3 separate regions of the Mus musculus genome follow, and regions 1 and 3 are each linked to region 2. A link is a loop called in an ENCODE intact Hi-C map of the cell type or tissue named here. Cell type or tissue: left cerebral cortex. All regions are shown on one strand.

The links. Hi-C counts contacts between places; a loop is a spot of excess contacts. Peaks named below come from ENCODE experiments on the same cell type or tissue, not always from the same donor. Only the 100,000 strongest peaks of a DNase experiment are listed, where the experiment ranks them.
Region 1: a loop joins it to region 2, with 6 times the contacts of the local background. A loop is called at or near these places in 7 of 42 quality-filtered maps.
Region 3: a loop joins it to region 2, with 4 times the contacts of the local background. A loop is called at or near these places in 17 of 42 quality-filtered maps.

What each region holds. Positions count from the first base shown.
Region 1 is chr9:14,054,600-14,062,599 of GRCm38, reverse strand. No RefSeq gene overlaps it. Among named protein-coding and RNA genes, the nearest start is that of 1700019J19Rik, 31 kb to the left of the region's middle. In left cerebral cortex, CTCF peaks have their summits at 3,032 and 3,760; DNase peaks (open chromatin) are centred at 3,160, 3,580, 3,944 and 4,561; H3K27ac peaks cover 2,282 bases.
Region 2 is chr9:14,271,529-14,279,528 of GRCm38, reverse strand. It overlaps Sesn3 (sestrin 3), which reads right to left and starts at 3,228. Exons shown (of 10, transcript NM_030261.4): 1 at 2,900-3,228. The coding sequence starts at 2,977. In left cerebral cortex, CTCF peaks have their summits at 1,831, 3,499 (motif pointing left) and 4,420; DNase peaks (open chromatin) are centred at 2,403, 2,789, 3,406, 4,292 and 2 more places; H3K4me3 peaks cover 4,322 bases; H3K27ac peaks cover 3,248 bases.
Region 3 is chr9:13,885,493-13,893,492 of GRCm38, reverse strand. No RefSeq gene overlaps it. Among named protein-coding and RNA genes, the nearest start is that of Fam76b, 62 kb to the right of the region's middle. In left cerebral cortex, CTCF peaks have their summits at 1,364 (motif pointing right) and 3,656 (motif pointing left); DNase peaks (open chromatin) are centred at 2,226, 3,162 and 3,642.

The sequences.
Region 1 (8,000 bases), 220 kb after region 2:
AGAAAGAAAAAAGAGAGAGAAGGAAGAAGAAAGGAAAGAAAGGAAGAAAAAGAGAGAGAGAAAGAAAGAAGAGAAGAGAGAAAGAAGGAAGGAAGGAAGGAAGGAAGGAAGGAAGAAAGAGAGAAAGAAAGAAATTAAGAAAGGAAGAAGAAAAGGAGAAAGAAAGTAAAATTTATTCCTTTAGTACCACACTTTAGTCAGTGTGGTAAATAGCACTATCTTCCTTCTTCACCGATAAGAAAATGAAGGTTTATAGAGGGGACGGATAATTATCCTATAGAAACAAAAGCAAAAATGTTAAGGTCAGGGTTGATCACAGGCATGCACTCTTAAGTGTTATTCAGCCTGACTCTGCTCTGCAGAGACTCAGGCAAAGACAGCTTTTGGAATAAATGAATCAGTTACCCAGCCAGAGCCTCATATTTCTGCAAGACCTAACTAGCAAACCATGCCCCGAGCAGGAGTCCACTGAACTCTGGCTCTGAGAACTGTTCTGTGCTTATTTACAGTATGCGGTCGGTCCATGCTTGCTTTATGAGCTGACCCTAGTCCTTGCCGTCCAGGCTGAGATTCCTACCCCTGGCACTGCGGATCGGATCGGTGCTTTCTCTTTCATCACAAGGGCATGGTAGATACTGACGTCTTCCAAATGAAGCAATTAGTGAAGGCTATTAAAAGAAGTTTCCAAACCCAGTGATTGCAAAACGCATTAGCTGAGCAAAATTTTCAGGGGTGGGGGTTGTCCTCCCATTACCTGACTTGAGTTCAAGTAGTAAAGGCAAGAAATAATAAGCAAATTATACTAACCAATGCTAACCAGATCCAAAATTTACAACAAACGTCAGCAACATGACCCTTAAGTCCCTGGCAGAGTGTTCCATAGGAAGCTATGGTAGATGCTTGCAAGCTCTTCAGCAGCTCGCAGCCGGCCAGCGAGGCTGAATACACCATTAAATGATGGCAGAGTTATTTTCAGCTCACACTCAGACTCAGCAGGTGGCCAGAGAGCTGGGATCAGCTGTGGTGACCTGGGAATTTCCCTTAAATTCTCATCACAGAGCCTATTTTGACTCATTTCTAGAGGATGAAGATATTCATAATACTCCTTTATACAACTTATTCAAGGATATACCCAAGCAGTAAACTTTCACTTGTATTATTTCTTCCCCTCGGAGAAAGCCTACCATTGACTTATCTTACAGAACCACAGAGGATCACTGAGTCTTATTGCTCATACTGACATTTGAAGAGATCAAAATAAAAAATCACAGATATCTGAGGAAAGCCTACAACAAGAAAGACAAACACATACTATGGAAGACAAAAGGTGATCAGGGAACAGAAGAGAACTTACCAGAGAGAACTAATTCAGTATGTTCAGAAATACTCAAGACTATGTAAGCAAGGATTCAGCAGAAAAAGGAAACAAACATTTGAAAAGCACATTGACAAGCAAAAAGGATACTCTGAAACCTGAAAATAAGAGGCTGGAGTTTTAATGTTACACATGTGTGCGTGGAAGACATAACATGAGCTGAACTTAGGGAACTTCTCAGCTTACAAAACCAAGTTAAGTCAGGAGAAGAGAAGGGGGAGGCAGGGAGCAGGGGAAGAGAGAGGGAAGGAGGGAGAGAGAGGGAGGAAGGGGGAGGGGAGGGGAGGGGAGGGAGAAGGGAGGGGAGGGGAGGGGAGGGAGAAGGGAGGGGAGGGGAGGGGAGGGGAGGGGAGGGGAGGGGAGGGGAGGGGAGGGGAGGGGAGGGGAGGAGAGGAGAGGAGAGGAGAGGAGAGGAGAGGAGAGGAGAGGAGAGGAGAGGAGAGGAGAGGAGAGGAGAGGAGAGGAGAGGAGAGAGGAGAGGAGAGGAGAGGAGAGGAGAGGAGAGGAGAGGAGAGGAGAGGAGAGGAGAGGAGAGGAGAGAGGAGAGGGTCAGAGTCAGACAGAGGTGTGGTGGAGAAAGAGTAATCTAATCCCAGGACAGCTGGGACTTTATTAAAGAGAAATCTAGAGAGGACAAGGATACCAAAGGGCAGAAACTTATTTGAAAGGCAAAGCACAGGAGAATTCCTAGAGGTGCCTGGAGGCTATCCTTAAAGACCAAGATCCCACAGAGTGCCTAGTGAATTAGCCAAAGATAGACATGCCTCAACACATTAGGGTACAACCTGAGAACAGAAGAAATTAAGAAAATGCCTTAGGACTTTTCTTGGGTTGGGCAAAACAATAGAAATGTCCTCCTAGATTATAGTACAAAGCTAATAGCAGAAAAGAAAACAGGGCTGGTGAGATGGCTCGGTGGTTAAGAGCACGGACTATTCTTCCAGAGGTCCTGAGTTCAAATCCCAGCAACCACATGGTGGCTCACAACCATCCATAATGAGAAACAAACTTAAAAACAAACGAACGAACAAACAAACTAAAAAGTATGGGCTGAGATCAGGGCTGAAGTGAGGATGAGAAAGGGATGGGGAAGAAAACGGGGAGTGGGGGAGAGGAAGAAAAACCAAAAGCAAAACTAACAAACAAACAAACAAACAAACAAACAAAAAACCAGTAAGACAGCCAGTGTCTGAGGAAGCAGAACCACAGGTTCTGAAAGCAGAAATCACAACCATCATCTGAGAATAGCTGACCTGGTGGAGAGGAGACAGAACCACAGGCCACCAGGATTTCTATTATCCTTGCACAAGTATTACTTTCAAGGTGAAATACATGTGTGCATAAAGATTACACGATAAACACTGGTTGTAAAATTATGTATACTCCTATCGTAAAATATGTTACCTACATATTTATAAAATTATCACAAGCATGGAATATGTGTTACTGTGTGCATGTGTCTAGTAAAGCCATATTTGTAGGCTGTGTGATTTTTGCTCACAGAGAGGAAATCCATCCTTCCCTGTGTGTTTCGTCCTAACAGGAGGCCAGGTGTTCTCCTGTGTATATGGGTTACTCTGCACTCACGATTACTGATGAGTGTCCTACAGAGCCATAAAGTCATTTCCCATAAAGGTCCCCTAGTGGCCTGTACAGTCAACAAGCCTCCTCCCTGCGAAGCTTCCAAACAGGCCGTGGTTAGGCTGAGCCAACAGGATATAAAAAACACTTGGTTCAGACATGGAAATTTCAACTTGAAACAGTTGGGATTTTCTGATCTTAACTAAATGTTTTTTTTTAGAAACTGAGTTTCGTCAAACCTGTTTGTGTAAATGGGGAGCGAGCCATAGGAACCCAAGGAGCCTTTGATTCTTCCTGCTGCTACACGCTGAGAAAAATAAACCTCCTGGTTATTTTGAGCCTTGACTAATTTCTTTAGAAAAAGAAAAATAGTTTTCTAATTGGTCCCTTTGTAGCACAAAGGGCTAATCTGAGTGGACCTTGCCATCAAGTAATGGGGTAGAGTTCTCACTTGGTGTTGACGACTAGAAACTCTGACTGGGGCTTTAAACGCTCTTGGCAAACACTCTAGACCATGTATAAAGCGAGGTGAAGCAGGGGATTAAATCCCTGCTTGGTGTGTGTGGGAGCTGTAAAGACTCCCCAGCCCCAGGGACACAGCATTCATTAAACTGCACTGGCAGCTCCGTGGGGCTTAAGTTGTCTTTGATGGTATTTTTCTAAGCCTGGTACCTTTCCAGTTGACTATAAGAAAAGCATCCCTCAGAGTTAGGGCACAGTGCAGACTGCAAGATTCAACTCACAGCTGATAATTTCCCTAGAGGCAGGCAAACCACAGGAAGGCAAAAAAAAAAAAAAAAAAAACACCAAGGTCTCACAAGAGAAATTGTTTTTGTGGAAAAATTCTGAGTGCACAGAGCCAAAGTAGGAGGAGCTGGCCAGTCACACAATAATTCAAGGACCACAGGTAGGAACAGCCCCTGGGGAGGGTGCAGTTTGGTCATACACTCACTCAAGGAAGAAAAACAAGAAGCCAGAAATCATGGTGAAATTGTTTGCCCCAAAGAGGAGTTGCTATAAATATAGATGCCGTGGGATAGAAGGAACAGGAAGAAAAACAGCAAGCCTGCATTCAGAATGAGGTGCAGGCTCCACAGTGATGGGAGCCCCAGGGGATCTGCAGGTCTTTGTATTCTAAAATGATGCTTTTATTGAATTTAGACTTGGTGCTAACAATGTCCCTTTAGACCTGGACTGTTTTTCTGGGGTGGAGTTAAAGAGTTAACTTCAGAGGGAGGATGCAGGAGGCAGCCACCCAGACATAATGCTGAAGGTGCAGATGGAGGCCAGACCTCAGGTGGTCCCATGTGTCCATACCCTACATAGTCCACTCCCCTTGAGAGTGGGTAGAATCCTATCCTACCTGTGACTGGCTTGCAGATAACTAACTGTGGGGATGGTCACAGAAGGCCTGTCCTGGGATGGCTGCATGATTTTTAAGACTCTCTCTTAGCAGATTGGACAAAAGATCCTACTTGAGTTTTGATGAAGTAAGTAGCCTTGTTATAGCAGTCTCTGTAGCAAAACCCTACAAGTGAGTTTGAAATGATAGGAAATGCTAGGTAGGACCTAAGTTTGGTTCCCAGCTGCAGCCAGACAGACACAGGCTGGAAAACTGGCTCCTAGGGCCCAGCCCTGAGGAAGTGAATTCTGTTCTCAGCCTGCATGAGCTTGACAGAGGGCGGTGTGAGAGCTAGAATCGAAGCCTAACAATCCCGAACTTCTCTCTGTGTTGGACCTCACAATATCTGCGGCAACAGAAAATGGTTTCTCAGGTTAGAAGCAGGAGAGAGGCCATGAAAGGTGTGAAGGCAGATGACTTTCAACGGGAAAAGGAGGAGCGGCACAGCTGCCTGTGTCCTTCTACATCAGCTGCTCTCCTGAATGCTGCGACAAAGGACCTGGAATGCGCATCGCAAGGAAGGAAAGGTTTACTTTAGCCCATGACCTTAGTCCAGCATGAAAGAGAAGGCATGACGGCAGGGACATGAGACCTGGCACTGTGGTGTGGCTTCTTCTTCTACTCAGTTCAGAACCCCATTTCTCACCTCAGTTAAACCTCTTTGGAAACACGCTTATAGACACCTAGAGATGTGTGTCCTGTTGACAATCAGGATTAACTGATATTAGCCTCTGTCATCTCAGGCTCCCTGCTGGGCACTGCCCACAGCACACCAAATGTAAGCTTTGCTCGCCATTGAACTATTGCCTAGGATAACACCCAGCCGTGTATTCTAGAAACCTAATTCATCAATTTAGAAAGTTCTTTAATGTTGGCCTTACAGGATGCCAAAAAGGGAAAGATTTGTTTTTCTTTTCTGTTCATAGACTTTTGATCTGATGCAAACCCTTCTGGAAGAGGGAAGACAGAACTTCCTGCAACTATTCCTCACCTGCCTCATCTCACACACCACAGCTTTCGAAAATATCCTCTTCCATGAAATGCTGCCCCTCTGCAGTCTTCCCCTTAGAGAGTCCGCCTGATATCGATGAGTTGAGTCACCTTGTCCCAGTAACATCAATACATACATATATGTGTGTGTGTGTGTTTACATTTGTTTATTTGTAGAGGAGGTAGGCGCGTGCTTGCTGTAGCACGGGTGTGGAGTTCGGAGGACAACTTTTGGGGGATTCTGGTTTTGCTTCTGCAAAGTCAGTTTTTAGAAGGTCAAACTCAGGTCACTATGCTTGGCTGCAAACCCCTTACTGACTGAGTCATCTCTCCAGACTTCTTAACAGATGCTTTCATAACTTGAACAGTAAATTCGAGAAACACACAAATGTGTATAGTGTCCAGGAGGGAGTTCTGGGCTCCGCAAACCATGGCATACAGCTATAATGGGAAGAGAATTTCAGTGAAGACTTCCAGCCTTTTCCAGAGCTTGCTTGGCCCTTCCTTGTTCTTGCTGGTTGCTGTCTGTCCTAAATAGCTGTGGGGTTTCTTCTTGGGGCCCTAACAGTAGCATCTGTGTAGTGTAGATAGATGTCAGATCCTACCCTCACCCTGAGGAAGAGAGGCTGGACAGCTTGCACTGTGTAGATCACAACTGCTCACATCTGATTTTTCTCAGCCTTCGGCATTATTGCTTATGCTTCTTGAGCCACAGAACAGTGTGTGTGTTCTTCACAAAAGCAAAATGGGAGAAGTCGACACAGAGATGCAATGGTGGGCTTCAGGAAGGGAGGGGTCTCCATATGACAGAAGGCTCTCTGTTTCCTCCCACATGAAAGTCTCTGAGAAGACCCTGCTTGAGGAAGACTGAGAAGGGCAATCCTTCAGTGTAGTGTGTCTTATATTGGTCTGCAAGCCTCCTTGCGCCTCTCCCTCCTACCTGCTCTGCTCTTCCCCTCCCATGTAAATTCTAATGGAATTAGGCAGAGACACTGAAAACTCTGCCTTGTGCAGCTTCAGGTGGTCAGGATGCCCTCAATTAACATTCACAAGAATTGCCTGCCTCCCCTCTCTGGCCAGTAAGCTTCTTGAAGATATGACTTCTGTGATAGGTCCTTATCTATAGAGCCGTGTGTGTGTGTGTGTGTGTGTGTGTGTGTGAGACCACAGAGGTGGCTAGCAGATGAAAGAATTACATTAGTGGCCAGAGAGGGACAGCAACTTAATCTCTTGACACTCCAAAAATAAGGAAAGAGAAGGAGAAGATAGTAATTCCATGAATTTAGGAGTTTTTAAAATGTCCTTTTATTAGGTGTTCCTCGTTAAGATCAACCAGAAAGCCACCCATCCCATCCTGTTCCATGTAATTATGGGGCAGCAAAGTCATTTTATCACATTTTCCAAAAGGGTATGTGTGGACCCCAGTCAGCTGAGGGCAGGTGGCCAGGGCTTCCTTGTCAGTGGCGCTATGAGAAAGGAGCATTAGAAAGTGGTAATATATATGGGTTTTCCTTTTGTGCCAGTTCCTGATTTCTTTTCTGTTTCTTTAACAGACAGAACATATTTCAAACTTTTCTTACTGTGTTTACAATGTTATGCTGCTAAGATGTGATTTCTTTCTCTATTTGATTTCAATTGTTATATATTCTATTAGAACATGGTATAATTTGATGAATTTTAAGTGTGTCTTGTGCCAGCTATTTTAAGCAAACAGTAAAGTTACAGTAAAATACAAGTAAATAATTTTGTAGTATCTCAAAGCAAGAATTGCCACCTTTTCCTGCCCCTCTCCCACTGTCTTCCTTGCTTAACCTCCATTGCAACTCTGACCTGAGAGCCTAGAGGAAGGAAGGTACCAGGAAGCAGCCCTAGCCACTCATGGGGTCTTTACTGGTTCTTCTTGCCTCTCCTTAGTACTCCCACTCCTTCATGCTGCTCACAGAACCCAGGCCTCCACCACCCTGGGGTGCATATCAGTCTGTCCTCTCCTGTGGTGACCATCTCACAGAGCCAGGCATGCTTGGAAAGGCAGTCGGTACCAGCACTTACAGCTAGGACCAGCTATGTTCCTCCAGATGCCCAGGCCCCCACCTCTAGCAAATTTAGGGCCAGTTCACCTGGATCAGAATCTTGGAGAGCCCAGTGGGTGCAGATTTTGGACTAGCCTCTCCTAAGCTGCCCATGTTTGGTTTCTGGTGATCCTTCTCATTGATGCACAATTCTTTATTGCCCTCAGCATCTGTCACATGAGCCTGAACACTGTCCCGGAGGCTGGCTTGCTCCCTAGCCAAATGCAAAAGTTTTGGCATGTTGTGGGCAGGTAGGTCTCCTGTTGCTCTACATTCTCTCTAGCCCTTTCTATTCCTTCCTCGCACACTACCACAGCACGGCCATTGCATCGACATTTCTTCTGTCTGGGCTGCCTGTTGAGAATAGGCAGGAAGGAGGACCAGGGCCTAGCATACATGAGACCCTGGGGTTCAGTCTCAGCTTCTCAGTATAGGGAGGAAATACACACCCTTAATTCCAGTACTCGATAGGCTGAGGCAGGAAGTCCAGGCTTTCAAGGTTATCCTTAGCTGTATAGTGAATTCAAGGCCAACGTGGGCTATGTGAGACTGTTAAAAAACAAAAAAACCAAAAAAAAAAAAA
Region 2 (8,000 bases):
ATTTCATGTTTGAAATTAAAGATTAGATCCCTGTGGTTGTTACTGGAATTTATTCAGGTAAAATGCTTTATATTTCAAGTCTTGTTATGTTCTCAAAAGTAAACAGTATTTCCTCTTGTTAGAAAGTGCATTAAACTGTATAGTGGTGACAGAGCAGACAGACCTAGTGCTATAGATTGGATGCTCTTGCTTTCTCTTCTTTGTACTTCTATGACCCAAATCAGATACCAACTCAGATAGTTTCAATACTTTAACAATTCTCTTTATTTTCTAAGACACTGGACCAAAACTGTGAAGATACTTCTAAGGATAAACAAGACTCTCACACAACACAAAATTGACTGTTCAGACTCAGAGTTAAAACAAATTATTTCCTTTGAAGGTTAACTGAGTTCCTTTTAAGGTTTCTCCAGAAGCCATCATCTAGTGCATATACTGCTCACAGCCAGGAAAAGGCCTTCTGCCTTATATAAAGGTAAAGGCATTTGCTCCTTATTGATGACAGTTCTGATAGCCAAGGGTCATTGATGTGGATGCAGGAGACACTCATCATGCTTCCCAGCGATCCTCACCCCACTAAAACCAATGTGCTTGCTTACTGCTGCACACTAGTATACGGAAGCAAGAAAACAAAGAATTGAGCCGTGATGGCTGTAGACTTAACTTTCTATCAAAAAATAAAAACGTTAGAGTTACAAGTAAATTTTTGTGTGGCATTTTTAGGATGATGAAGCCTTTAATGCTAGATACTGATTTCTTACTAGAGTGTTTAAGAATGGCAATCTCATAAAGCTTCAAATGTTGCCAGATCATGTCTAAACTGGCATAAACAATTCTTTTCTCATCTAAACTCATTTCATGCCACTACATGAGTCAAAATTAAACATCTTGTAGTTACTGAAAACTGGATACTGGCAGAGGTGTGCACAATTATAGAATAGAAAACTGTGAATGCCCACTTTGCACATACTTCTTATAGTTATGGTTGGAAGTAAGATGGTCTACCTAGGTAAACAGAGATATTAGTTTCTTAAAAAACTGGAAGAAAAACATAAATATGTCAGTAGTGCTAGTGATTCATGACACTAATCAAAGCTCTTTCAAAAGAAAAATAAAAAGGTGCAAAGCTGAGTCTCTATCTCAAGCCAAACAAATGCCATTCATTTTAAATTTTTTATTAAAAATTTTAATGTGGCCGGTCGGTGGTGGTGCACGCCTTTAATCCCAGCACTTGGGAGGCAGAGGCAGGCGGGTTTCTGAGTTTGAGGCCATCCTGGTCTACAAAGTGAGTTCCAGGACAGCCAGGGCTATTCAGAGAAACCCTGTCTCAAAAAAACAAACAAACAAACAAACAAACAAAATCAATGTGCTTCCATTGAAATAGAATCATATCACTTAAATAAATTAGTTATAGCACTGTTCTCCACATTAGGATAAAAACTTCCTTTCATTTTAGCAGGGAGAAAGTTGAATTAAATAGGTTTCACTGGCCCTGTTTCTTCTGACAAAGACAGTTTCAGCTTAAAAATTAAGAAACAATAAGTTTTAAAGCCTCTATTCAGATGCCATGTGGTCCAGCAGTGAAAGAGTTAACATTCAACGTCGCTGAACCAAGCAAGCTTCTGATCCATTCCATTTCTCACAAGCTGCCCTACAATGAGCTGAGCAAGTATCAACTGTAATTTGATCCAGGAGTTTATGGGGAAAAAAATAACTGCACATACTCAACATGCACATTTAATAAAAATCTTTTTTAAGAGAAACATATCCAATAAACACAATTTAAGGCGTATTTAATTGTTTGATTAACTTCAAACCTGCAATTCCTTTGCTTTCCTGACGCTCTCAAATAAAATAGGAGAAAGGAGGGGGAAGAACCAGCTCCACGGCAGGGAAAAGAGGCTTGAAAAACAACTTTGATTGGCACTTGGCCTGACCCACAGAGGAAGAAAAACAGTTTTTGGACAAAGAGCGCAAATATTTGAGCTTGCTTATTTATGTGCTTGCTTGTTTTTCCTAGGACATAAAGAGCAATCCTAAATTGACTGTAGATAGGAAAATTGACAAAAACGGCACCATATTCATCTTAGCTCTCAAATATGCACAGCTCAGCAATTTTAATTCATTGGTGCTGGACAAACAGAAACACCTCACCTAATGATTTCATTTCATGCAATGTAAAAATAAGAGTGTAAAAAAGAAACAGATTATATTAGTCAAGGAGGCTATTCAGATCTTATTAAAACCTCTTCTGCGTCTACAGGGACATTTTGTCATCCTTTCTCTCCCTGCATCCCCATCCCCCACGGGGCGATTAAGCCAAGTAAGCTAAACAATACTGGAGTAAACTTTCTATCAGTCACTCTGGAAAGCAATAAGCCAATCCTGGGTCGGATTTTCTCGATCGACATCGCGGTGGGGGATGATAAGGAGGGCGAACCCAAGTCGTCTTCAGCCTCCACCTCCACCAACCCAAGCTGAAAGCGCTGGAAGATCGAACAGCATTTCCTATGGGTATAAAGTTCAAGATGCCTTCATGGTGCCTTTCGGGACCCACCAAGAGAATGTCAAGAGGCGGTGCCAAGGCACCGTAGGCCTGGCAGAAGCGACCCAGTCGAAGAAAACACCCCCCCAGAGTCAGCCACCGGGGAGAGGCAGCCAGTCTCCTGCAGACCAAACTGGTTGCTGTGATTTCAGGCCAGCCTCCATCCCCAGCCGAGCCGGTTCCTCCCAGCATCCCAGCATCCCTTCAGCCTCGGGGCAGACCCGGCGGCAGCCCAGGGGCCGGGCGCAGGGACCCGCGGGGGGACACTTTGCCTCTCGTCCCCCCTCCCCCGCAAGCGCCGCCCGGACCCGGACCGTGGGGAGCGCCTCGCCGCCGGACGCGGCCGCGCCGTACCTTCCGCAGCACTTTCCGGCAGTTGGTGCAGAGCAGGTAGTTGGCCGAGGCCGACGCGCTGCTGCCACCGCGGTTCATCGCGCCGGAGCCGGGCTGTCACCGCGGCCGCTAGCGAAGGGCTGCTTCAACGTTCTCTTCTCAGGGGGTCGGGCGGCAGCGACGGCGCAGCGGCTGCCCGCGCGAGCTCGGCGGGGACGGCAGCCGCGGCACTCAGCGACCCGTTGTTCCTCCCGCCCCCATCGCCAGACCCCCGCCCCGCCAGCCAGGACGAGCAGCCGCGGCCGTCTCAGCTTCTCAGTGCGGCCCCGCCCCCGAGGCCCGCCGCCTTCAGGGCAGCCGCGCTGGGCACCGCCCCCTCCCGCCAACCAGACGGCACCGGCAACGCCCCCTTCTGCACCCGCATCCAATGAGTGGCTCCGGCCAATCGCGGGAGGCGAGAGCAACACGAATCTCCGGGCAAGTTAAGTTTATCTCCGAGGCTCGATGCTGAAGAGTGACCCTGGGTTAGTTAGGTAGTGGGGTGGGAGGGACTCCAATCTACCAATGAGAAATGGAGGTGTGGTGTATGCAAATTATCAGGAACTCTAGCGCCACCCTCAGGACAAGCCACGCCTCTCTGCAAAAACCGTGCAGAATGGAGAGTGAGATTAAATAGCTGGAAGCTAGAGCTCGCTAGAGGATCTGAGACCTAGCTAAACATTTCCTGATCTCTCGGGAGTGGGCCGGGTGGACGCTAGAACGTTCCTTCCTCCGGGGCAGAGATTCAGCTTTCTCTCCATGGATCTAAATCTAATAGCTGTGAGGAAGACTGCGGTCTTGCAGCACTTTGCTCCCACAGATCTCAAAGAACTTTATGTTCTTTATGCACTCTGTAAATCTGGTACGAAAGACCAACTACCTACGGCTGTAGAGTTAGAAGTCTACACAGCTATTGGAGTTGGAGACCCGGAGACACATCTTTGGTTTAGGGGTTTTTCCCTCTCTCCGACGATCGTTCTCACAGCAAAGAAAGTTCGTTTATCATGAACAAGTCAGAGATTGATACACACACACACACACACACACACACACACACACACACACACACACAAATCCTGTGGGAGGCCTCTGGTTAGAAACTTGCAGAGCACAATCCCTGCCTGTGATGGAAGGTTTTGAGTACGAATTGCCATTTAAAACGATTGGACTGGACCTTCCTCTCTCAAAACTGACAACGGTGAGTCAGGGTTTAGCTTCTATGTTCTGGAGACAGAAGGCATAAGTCACTGAGGAAAGCTCCGGCTGGCCAGATGCCCAACCCAGGCGAGTGAGAGAGCCAGGTACTCCGAGGGGCCAAACACCAACCCCGGACTGCAGACCAGACTCTGGCTGCCTGCTCCCCAGTGAGAACAAAGGCGGTGCAAAGCGAGCACCTGATTGGCTCAGGGTGCTCACCGGTGTCGTGGAGCCCATGATAGGGTGCTTCTGCTACTGGCGCAGAGCACCAAGCTCCCAAGAACTGCAGTTCCCCAGCCGGCCTTGGCGGTGACCACACCGCACTGCGTGCTATGACATCACCTGTTTTCGCTCTTGAGAACCTAATCTGTATTCTCGGCTTCTCGTTTTCTAAAGGTCTCGAGTGTGTCAGGAATTGTGAAGGCCTGCAATTTGTAGAATGTATCTGTGGAGATGGTTTTAAAGAACCGACCCACTGGTTTACTTGTATTGTTTTTCTTGTATTGTTTTTAATTTAACATACTACCCTGTGTTAGGAATTTTGTGTACTATGATGTAAAATCGGGAAGGCGCTGTTGGAGAAGCCTGCACGGTTAGCATAACAAAGCCATTAGACCAAACTGTTGTTCAAACTACCAATCTCTTCCATACTCAACATCTGTCTCCACTCCATCTCTTTAGAGACCTACACCTTAAACAAGCCTACACAAAGAACAAAGGAGATGAAAATCTGCCCGCACAGGTTTAAACAGACTGAACAACCTCAAGGGTCTATCTAGGTGATATGGTTAGGTGAAGGTCCATTTAGCTAGTGATAGCAAAGTGTGGTCTGATGCTGGGTAGACCTCCATAGTCTAGAACAGCAGTGATTTGGGTAGGTTGCTAAAAATTCAGTTAAAAGAAATGGTAAAAGTTGCTTGGCATGGTGGCGCACGCCTTTAATCCCAGCACTCGGGAGGCAGAGGCAGGCGGATTTGTGAGTTCAAGGCCAGCCTGGTCTACAAAGTGAGTTCCAGGACAGACAGGGCTATACAGAGAAACCCTGTCCAAAAAAAAAAAAAAAAAAAAAAAAGAAAAAGAAAAGAAAAGAAAAGAAACGGTAAAACTAAGAAAACTCAATGAAGGAAGAAAATACTGTGTGCCTTTCATTGCAGAGAACCAAGAAACCTAGGCAGAAAGTCAGCAAGACATTTTTGTTGGGTTGGTTTGGGTTTTTTTTGTTTGTTTGTTTGTTTTCCTGAAAATTGAAACACATATGTGTTCCCATTTTTCCGGAGTTTCTTTTTTTTATTATTATTATTTTAATTAGGCATTTTCTTCATTTACATTCCCAATGCTACCCCAAAAGTCCCCCATACCCTCCCCCCCACCCCCACCTCCACACACACACACTTCTTGGCCCTGGCGTTCCCCTGTACTGAGGCATATAAATTTGCAAGACCAATGGGCCTCTCTTTCCACTGATGGCCGACTAGGCCATCTTCTGATACATATGCAGCTAGAGACACGAGCTCCAGGGGGTACTGGTTAGTTCATATTGTTGTTCCACCTATAGGGTTGCAGATCTCTTTAGCTCCTTGGATACTTTCTCTAGCTCCTCCATTGGGGTCCTTGTGATCCAACCAATAGCTGACTGTGAGCATCCACTTCTGTGTTTGCTAGGCCCCGGCATAAGAGACAGCTATATCGGGTCCTTTCTTTGCTGAGTTTCTTAATCTATATTCTTGGCTGGGCCTCTCCCTCCTCCCACCCACCCCCCTCTCTCTCTGAGATGGGGTCTTACTAAGTAGCTCTTGCTGTCCTGGAATTCACTATGGCTGGCCTCACTCTTACAAAGATTCAACTACCTCTGTCTCCCAAGTACTAGGATTAAAGTGTCACACTGCCATGCCCAGTGGGTTTGTGTTCTAAAGCTGACTTTCTGTGAATCCATATTAAAACAATGGAGAAGCTGAAGGATGAAGTGAATTTAGTCCAAAGATTGAAGTTCCCTCAAATAGTGTTTTATTTCAAATAGTTTTCTAATATTTTTATAACTTTTCCTTTTTCCCATCTAAGAGCAAATGTCTCTTTTACAAAGAGGTCTTTTACATTCTTTAATAAATAAATCCCAAGAAATGATGGCCACAGGGTCCATGCTGGCAAAACTGATATCCTCTACCTAAGATTACTAAAGGAAGGTTTCTTTTGTCCACCACCTTCCATTTTGATCAGCCTTGTCTTTAGAGCTATTTATTCAGCTATGAATCATCTACTTCATGGTAACGTTTCCTTTTGTTGTTTGGTTTTGGTTTTAGTTTTGTTTTTGAGACAGGGTTTCTTTTCATAGACCTGGTTGTCCTAGAATTTGCCCTATAGACCAGGCTAGCCTCAAACTCAGAGATGTGCCTGCCTCTGCTTCAGAATAAAGGTGTGTGACACCAGGCTTGTGTTTTTTTGTTGTTTGGGGTTTGGTAACATTTCTTAGATTGGCCTGTGATGTGTGATTGTGTGGTCCTCCCTGAAGTGCTCAGGGCCATTGAGTCATCTTCTTCTGGTCTTGACATTTTGGGTCCTCATACCCAGGCTTTCTTCATATGTGTTCTCTCTCCTGGTAGAATCCAGCTTTCTCTTGCCTTTCTCTTCAGTTCTTTGCCTGTTGAGGCCTTCCTTCCTGCACTAGCCAGCTTGGCTGGAGAGAATGAGACCTACGGAGTGACTTACCAACTTAGGATTCTAGTGATCACTTGGAGGGAAAGATGAAAGCCAGCTGTTTTGACTTTACTCAAAATGAGAAGAAATGCCAATCCTCTGTTGTCTAAAATAGGGAAGATGCTTAAAAATAGGATATGGGCGAAACTTGCTACCACTGTGAAGAGTTCCTTTCTTGTTACTTTGTTTTTCTTATTTATCTATTGAGTGCACATGTGTGTACTCAGGAGCAAAGGCATGAAGGTGAGAGGAACAGTGAGAGAGGTGGTTCTTCCCTCCTACTACCTTCGCTCCAGGAATCACTTATGCCATGAGGTTCCTGCAGATACAGCCTCCCGCTGGGCCATCTTTCTGCACTCTACTGAATATTTCCATTAAAAACTTAGGGTGAATCTTTATTAAATATTTTGCATGATTTGAAACTCATGTCATAACCATTTGCTGATTTAGAAATTTTCTTCAAATGTGACTTTTTTTTAAACAAGGTGTGCATCAAGTTTTAGGGCTCAGAAACACCATAACTACTTTCCATTTCTCTATGGCTGAACTTTCACATTGTTTCTGGGTGTTCCAATGTTGTAATAAACTTCCTCATATATAAGTTTTTGCTTCGCAGCTCTCATTGGTAGGTAGAGAATTTTAGAGTACAGGGGAATAGGCCTAGTTGAAGGCCCTCAAACACTTGCTGAGCATATTTTGTGGAAAGGTTTGAAAGAGCCCACAGTGAAGCAGTCATCTGAATACACAGATCTGCTCTGTCACCTCTAGTGTCAGCCCATTAACATTCAACCCACCTGAGTACCCTCCCTCTCCTACTGACTCATTGCCGTTCTTCTGTTGAAAGGTTTCCTACTGAACTCAAATGCTTGTCCAAGCATCATGGTCCCTTTCTAGGCTTCTGCTCTACCGTCAAGCTCTCTGCTGGAGTGATGATAAAAATGCTTCCTCACAGACTCTGAACCCTGGAGGACATAAGTAGAGCTCCACACATCCCTAAGTCTTACCTGTGCTCCAGCTAAGTGCTCAGAACATCCTGGAGACCAATGAGTTTGTATTCTTCCTTTCAAACATTCTTTCAGGGAAGGTCTTCCTAATCTTTAATAACAGTGATGGGATCTTATAAAAGGATTCCAGTAAATATTTGTGTAAAGAATTGCCCATAAAAACTAATTCTGTGGAGCAGAAAGATTGGGTC
Region 3 (8,000 bases), 390 kb after region 2:
GAAAAGCATCTAAGAAACTACCCAGCTAATATATTCACTTATATGTGGGGGGGGGGGGAAGCTCAATCCCTCACAGTTTTTGAGATTTTTTTTAGCTGTCAATAAGAACATTAGGCAGATGAAAACTTAGAGGCTAAACTTTCTAGTCTATCACATCTTGAAATGGTTAACTCCCCTCTCCTCTTGCTCCACTCCCGCCTCTCTCTAGTCTATGTACATTCCTGGCCTCCATAATGATGGGCTGTAATAGCCCATTTACTCAGTAGAGTGGATTTCTGAAACCCATTTCCAGATTACAGCCTGTGTGCCAGGGCTGCGTTTATTTTCATTACTAGAGAAAGGGGTGCAGCCTTGTAACGCTGACTTTTCAATAGCTCCATCAGAAAGTGCTCGGAGCACCTTCTCAGTGCTCACCAAATGCTGCAGAATCCTCCAGAGACATACCCCTTCCTTCACACCAGTGAACAAAACCTTCACCACACAATGAACCCCACTGTTCCCCTCCCCAGTCAGACAGCAGCCACTGGGCGCTTTGTAGAAGTTACTTCTTCCCATTCCGGCTTGTCTCCTAACAGAAAGCAATCTCAGACTCAAGACAGTGTACTCTCCTAATTCCTAAAACCTCTGGCCTGAAGAGGACCCAAAGTTTGAAGGAATCAAATCGATCAAGCCAGCAGCATTTTAATATGATTGATTCACAGTGATAGTCTAATAAAATAGCTATCTGTCACTTCAAGTTAATTCAATACATAATAATAAGTATGTATTGGATGACAAAAAAGCTGGGAGTCTTGGTGAGTCTTTAAGAGATGGTGAAGGAGCCCTTTCAACACACAGATACACATCACATATATACATATACCACACATATACATACCACACACAGCACACACACACACACAGAGAGAGAGAGAAAGACAGAGAGAGACAGAGACACAAAGACTGAGAGAGACAGAGAGAGATAGAGACAAAGAGACAGAGACAGAAAGAGTATCACAGAACTTTAAGCTGTGGCTTTTCCAAATAATAGTGCTTTGATGACAAGTGCATCTTAGAGCTCAGCAAACTCTCACCCTACTTCTGTGGTTAGCCCTTCCAAGGCCATGTGATCCAGGTTCATTTTGAGCTCTAAGCCCTGAGCCTACACAGTTCTGACAACTTCTATTTTAAGCCTAGTCTTCAGAGGGAGAGGGGAAAGGGAGAACTTGAGGAAGCTGATGCAGCTTGGTTACTGGGTGGGGAACAGAAGAAGAAAACTCACTGACCCATCCACCAGTGTATCCAGAAGCCAGCTAGCACAGCAGTGAAAGATCAATGATGGAAGGAAAGCGCAATGTGCCTCCCAGGCATGTGTGTTTGAATCCTTGGTCCCCAGCAGGTGGCGCTGTCTTGGAAGGTTGTGGAACCGTTAGGAGGTGGAGCCAGCTGGAGGAGTGCTTCACTGGGCTTGCTCCTGAGGCTTCCTAGCCAGGCTCCGCTTACTGCTCTGCTTCTGCTTCCTGACTGCAGGTGCAATGCGAGCACCCAGCTCATAATCCCTTTCACCACACCATCCTGGCTATGATGGACGGTGTCCCTTTGAACACAAAGCAAAGCAATCTACCCCTTAAAGTAGATTCCTGTTAGTAATTTTCAAGGAGAAGTATAACCAGCACAGTTACCAGGGACTAAACCAATTTTCTGGGACTTATTCTGCCTTTCTTGCTTATTGCTTTGAGCAAAACTGCCTGCTTCCTTTGTGTTGGTAGCCCTTTAGGAACATAGTAACAGCTATTCATATGAGAGATTATGTTACATGCTGGCTGTGACACCCTCACCCCATCCCCAGGGTAAGACAGGACCTTATCTCTAGATTTACATAATTATGTGAAAAATATTCTCCATGAACACAAAAAAAGATAGAGAAGCAGCCCCAAGTTGACAGCAGACTCACAGTGGGAAGACCTTCAAATGCTCGGTTAGAAGCTGTGTATGCTGCCTTCACTGAGACAGCAGCACTGTTGTACTCCAGTAGCTTACATTCTGCTGGTCTGAGCAGGTGAATGCTAGCAACAGGCATTCAAGAGTGTTAGGACACAGGGTTTTCCTGTCTGGACATACCAGTGGTCACAAGCCTGCAGAAGGGTCCTAAGAGGTTGCATTGGGATATACAACTTCAGAGAAGGCACGTGTGACTCAGTCTCACAGCTTCTCCTTTGCTAGCCCCCATGACTGGTGCTTTTGGCTCTAGGCCTCTACTCCACCCCCACGAGGCCACTGCTTCAGACAAGCTAGAAAGGAATTATGATAAGCCATGTGTATCTCATAAATCCAAAACTGGGTGGAGTGATTGGACATCCTAAAATGTAATTAGGAACTTCAGGGTTTTATTTGTTTGTTTGTTTGTTTGTTTGATCATAGCAGTACCAGATGAACTGGGATAGTCAGCACTCATGAAGCAGGGTTGTGTTGGTGAGGAGGTGGAGGGACACTTTAATCAAATAGAGTGGAGCAGAATGCTGTCCCTCCTGAGAAGAGCAGCATAATTCACACGGTATGAGGAGAGAAATAAGGTGTGGTGGTTTGAATGAGAATGTAAGGTCTTCTATTTGAATGCTTAGTTCCTAGCTGTTGGACTGTTTAGGAAGGACTGGGAGGCATGGCCTTGTTGTAGGGAGGCTTTGAAGTTTCAAACCCCTCTCTTTCTGCCAAGTGCTTATGAGCCAAATGTAAGCTCTCAGCTACTGCACCAGTGCTATGCCTGCCTGCCTGCCTGCCTGCCTGCCTGCCTGCCTGCCTGCCACCATGCTTCCCACCGTGATGATCATAGGGACCTCTGAAACCATGAGCAAGCTTTCACGTCAATGCTTTCTTATATACACTGCCTTGGTCATGGTGTCTCTCCACAGCAACCATACCTAAGACAAGGGGGAATCTGCTGGCTGTAAATGACATGTTATCACAGGGCCACATTTTTGCCAGGGTCTCCATAGTAGGCAAGGCGAGGGGGGGTCAGGGTTGTGAATAGAGAAATATCCTCCTTTCTAGAGCATAGCATAGGAATGGGGTGAAGCCTTCAAGTCCACATTGATCAATTTCCCAACCAGAGCTAAGCCCTGAGCCAAGCGCTGGCCCTCTACTGGGCCAGGAAGCAGGTGTGGAGCGTGTTGCCATAGTGACACTAAGCAAACCTGCCCCACTTACGTTGAGCATTCCAAAGGTTCCTCAAATAGAAATAGACTTTTTTTTCACACTTCCTAAGAAGATCTGTTGTTGTTGACTATTTGTTTATATATCACCATAAAGTTTAGTGATCACACGACATGAAGTGCTGTGGAAGGATGAGGAGGCTCCCACACCAGCACAACGTTTTCTCTGAAAGATTACCACCGACCTGACATCCAGGCAGAATATCAATCCATCTATTAATTCCAGCAGTTAAAATGAGTTTTAGTAACATCTTTAGGCAGTTCATTTCCCAGCTTCCCCCAGCTCTGCAGACCTCAACACGTCATGAAGATGCTAAATAGCTCAGAGAAGTAAAATTAGGACGGGAATCAAGATCTAGCCATTCCTGTAGATGGGCTGAAAAGCTTCTCCCTTCAAGCTTCCAGAACAAAGGTGCACTCTGACCTGTCCAATCCCACCGGGCATTGCTGGCTAGAGAGCGCCACCTACTGCTCACCCTCCGCTACTCTCAGTACAAGAGTCCCTTTGTCAGCTCCAAGCATCCTGACCGCCCTACGCCAACTCTAATATTTGTAATTATTGTGCGTCTCAGACTGTGAGATCAAAGAAGAGGAAGAAAAGCAGCCTCCAAACGTGAGAAGGGAGTAAGACAGAAGGCTTTAAATGTCTCTTTGCTCCAGACACCTGCTCCTGAGGATGCTTGGGGACTGAATTCAAGGGCAGATGCAGCTGGCAAGTTTCATTACCCCTGACCGCATAGAGAAGCGATAAAGGGCAATCGGAAGAAAAAAAGAGAAAGCTTGGGTGACAGAGCAAAAGGAAAGAGACTCTGGACACAGCAGCTAAGAAAGAGATAAACTGAGCTCTACTTTACCGTCACCCCTCCCTCCTAATTAACAAGTTTTAGCCACCTAGATGGGAGTCCACATTTGAGTCTGTCCGATATTGTCAGTGTACCTCTCCTGGGGTTTTTAGGTTTAGCCCGGGACACTGTGGTTCGCTGCAGGGCCCACATCTGCGGGCTGTTGCATGTGGCTGTTTCTACTGTGTTTCTGTGTGTTGCTGTTGGGTTTGCTTGCACTGGCTAGGGTTCCTTTCAGAAAGGTCTGGCACACTTTCCTGCTCTCCAGACTTGAGCCACATCTTTCAGAGTCAACAAACATATCAGGACTTAGACAAGAATAAGATCCTTCTCACCTGAAAACGAACGAACAGACAAATACACCTAGACAGTGACATCTGGTCCCCAGAAGGGATCCATGGAAGGACATGAAGGTAACACTTATTGAAGATCTAGGGAAGGGAGCCATCACAGGCTTAGATCATCAATATTCCTAATAAAGATGGCGTTGGGGGAAGCTGATGCATTAACAAGGGCAAATAGGAAGTAATGAGCAGGATGTGAAGCTGCGACCCCCAGAGCTGTACATCTTTCCCTGTACCAGAGCTCTGGGGCTCTGCCAAGTCGCACCCTTCATGGCAAATGTGCCCACTTGTAGAAGCTGGAAGAACCACCAAGGCAGCACGAAGGGATTTGCTTTTAATAGGTTTATCTCCTTGAATTCCACACAGGAAATGTCCTCCTGTACCTACTGTGAACACTATGAAAGCCTTATGAGAGACCATTTGGAGACCACTCCACAAAGCCCATGAGACCATCTGGAAGCAGATAGTCATCATATCTTTTCGTACACAAAGCATACCAAGACAGCAGAATCCTGAGGAGTTCTAAATAACCAGTTCTTGCAGGGGGAAAGTCCTGGCGTGTAGTGTTTGTTTTCTGTGGTGTAAGTTCTCCCATTGTGCCAACTTTAAGCCATCACCTGAACACGGAATTGGGAAATCCTCGTGTCCATCAGTGCCTCTGGACTACATGAACTCAGCACAGCACAGCACGGCACGGTGCCATCTGTGTGAGTACCATGGGACTCAGCCCATGCACATCCAGGAGTAGAGCATGAAGAGCATTGTGGGACTGGTGGAGTGAGATTAAGAATGTGGGCCCTGGGTTGGGTTTTATGTTACAGATTTCAGTCCTGAATTAGATCATTTTCTTAACTTTCCCTGTAGTAAGAGACACTTCTCTCTGCCCGAGAGCGGTCAGCTGTACCTTCTTCTTCCTGTTGGGCTTGAAAGAAGTATTAGGTCTTTCCAGGTCCACAGAAGCTTCCAGCTGCAGCTGGAGAGTCTGCCTCTCAGCTCTGCACAGGCCCCTGGCTAGCTCATCTGTCCTCCTGGGACCCACTGTGCTGCTCCTTTTGGGATTTGACATGCCTTTGTATTTATATGGGCTAGATCTTTCATTAAAATACTGTTCTTTCATTAAAATCTGTCTGTGCATCCATCCCCAGTGTCTATTCTGCTTCCCCTTCTCAGTGAGTGTCAAGCATCCTTGGGTCTTTCTTGTTACTTGGCTTCCTTGGGTTTGTGGATTGTAGTATGGCTATCTTGTACTTTATGGCTAATGTTCACTTCTGTGGGAGCACATACCATGCACATGTGTTTCTGGGTGTGGCTTATCCCACTCAGGATTAGATTTTCTCGTTTCATCCATTTGACTGCAAATTTCATGATATGCTTATTTTTAATACCTGAGTAGTATTCCATTGTGTAAATGTATTGCATTTTTTAACCCATTCTTCAGTTGAGGGACATCTAGGTTGTTTCCAGTTTCTGGCTATTCATAAATAAACCTTCTATGACTATAGTTGAGCAAGTGTCCGTATTGTGGTGTTAGAGCATCTTTGGGGTATATGCCCAAGAGTAGTATAGCTGAATCTTGAGGTAGAACTATTCCCAATTTTCTGAGAAATTGCCAAATTGATTTCCAAAGTGGTTGTAAAGTTTGCACTCCCATCAGTAATGAAGTCTTCTTCTTGCTCCACATCCTCACCAGCATGTGCTATCCCTTGAGTTTTTTATCTTAACCATTCTGACTAGTGTAAGATAAAATCTAAGAGTCTTTTTTTTTTCATTTCCCTGATGACTAAGGATACTGGACATTTGAAACTAGGTGAGAGAGGGAGTGCAGAGGGGAACAGGGGGAATCAAGTGTAGGGAAGATGGAGGCAGATAGAACTGAGAGAGAGAAATGAAATTGGTGGGGGAGGGTGCATCTCTGATACAATCAGGACAAGGGAAACTCCCAGGAATCTATGAGAGTGACCTAAAACTCCTAGCAGTAGAGGACATGAAACCTGAAGTAGTCACCTCCTGTAACAAGGCAAGAATTCCAATGGAGAGATGAATACACCAACCTATCCACAAAACCTTTGACTCGCAATTTGTCCTGCCCACAAGATGTCAGGGATAAGGATGGAGCAGAAATTGAGAGAATGGCCAGGCAGTTACAGGTCCAGGTCACTGGGCTGGGAAAATGGTTCAGTCAGGAAAATGCTTGTTTTGCAAGCACAAGGCCCTAAGCCCATCCCAGAACGTACATTTTATAAAACACTCAGACTGGCACCCTGGAGCTAAGGCTGCCACACAGCCCTCTGCAGGCAAGTCTCCACCAGGAGAGAGGGGGCTCACTCTTAAGCTCAGAGTTGAGATCACCACTTTCTCTCCAATAACTGTCTAAAGCAGGGCCTGCCAGGAGTGCCAGGGCACAGGAACAGCAGAGCAGCTGAGGACAGGATCCTCCTGGTCACCATCTGCATCCAGGAGCTAAGGTTGCTCCACAACCCTCCACATACAAACCCCTCTCAAGAGAGAGCTGATCTCTGCAGGAGTGCTGACATACCTAAAATCACAGACTTACAGGCCCATAGCACGGAAAAGCTCCAGTCAGAGACAGCAAGACCAACTAACACCAGAGATAACCAGATGGCGAGAGGGAAGCACAAGAACATTACCAACAGAAACCAAGGCTACTTGGCATCATCAGAACCCAGTTCTCTCACCAGAGCAAGCCCTGGATACCTCAACACACCAGAAAAGCAAGATTCGGATTTAAAATCACATCTCATGATGATGATAGAAGACTTTAATAAGGACATAAATAACTCCCTTAAAAAAATACAAGAGAACACAGGTAAACAGCTTGAAGCCCTTAAAGAGGAAATACAAAAATCCCTTAAAGAATTGCAGGAAAATACAACCAAACAAGTGAAGAAATTGAACAAAACCATCCAGGATCTAAAAATGGAAATAGAAACAATAAAGGAATTACAAAGGGAGACAACTCTGGAGATAGAAAACCTAGGGAAGAAATCAGGGGTCATAGATACAAGCATCACCAACAGAATACATGAGATAGAAGAGAGAATCTCAGATGTAGAAGATATCATAAAAAACATTGACACAACCATCAAAAAAAAGGCAAAATGCTCCTAACTCAAAATATCCTGGAAATCCAGGACACAATAAGAAGACCAAATCTAAGGATACTATGTATTGAAGAGAGTATAGCCAACTTAAAGGGCTAGTAAATATCTTCAACAACATTATAGAAGAAAACTTCCCTAATGAGAGAGAGAGAGAGAGAGAGATAGAGAGAGAGAGAGAGGCCCATGAGCATACAAGAAGTCTGCAGAACTCCAAATAGACTGGACCAGAAAAGAAATTCCTTCTGTTACATACTATTCAAAACACCAAATGCACAGAACAAAGAAAGAATATTAAAAGCAGTAAGGGGAAAGATCAACATATAAAGGCAGACCTCTCAGAATTACACCAGACTTCTAACCAGAGACTTTTAAAAGATCCTGGAAAGATGTCATACAAACCCTAAGAGAACACAAATGCCAGTCCAGGCTACTATACCCAGCAAAACTCTCAATTACCATAGTTGGAAAAAACAAGATATTCCATGATAAAAACAAATTTACACA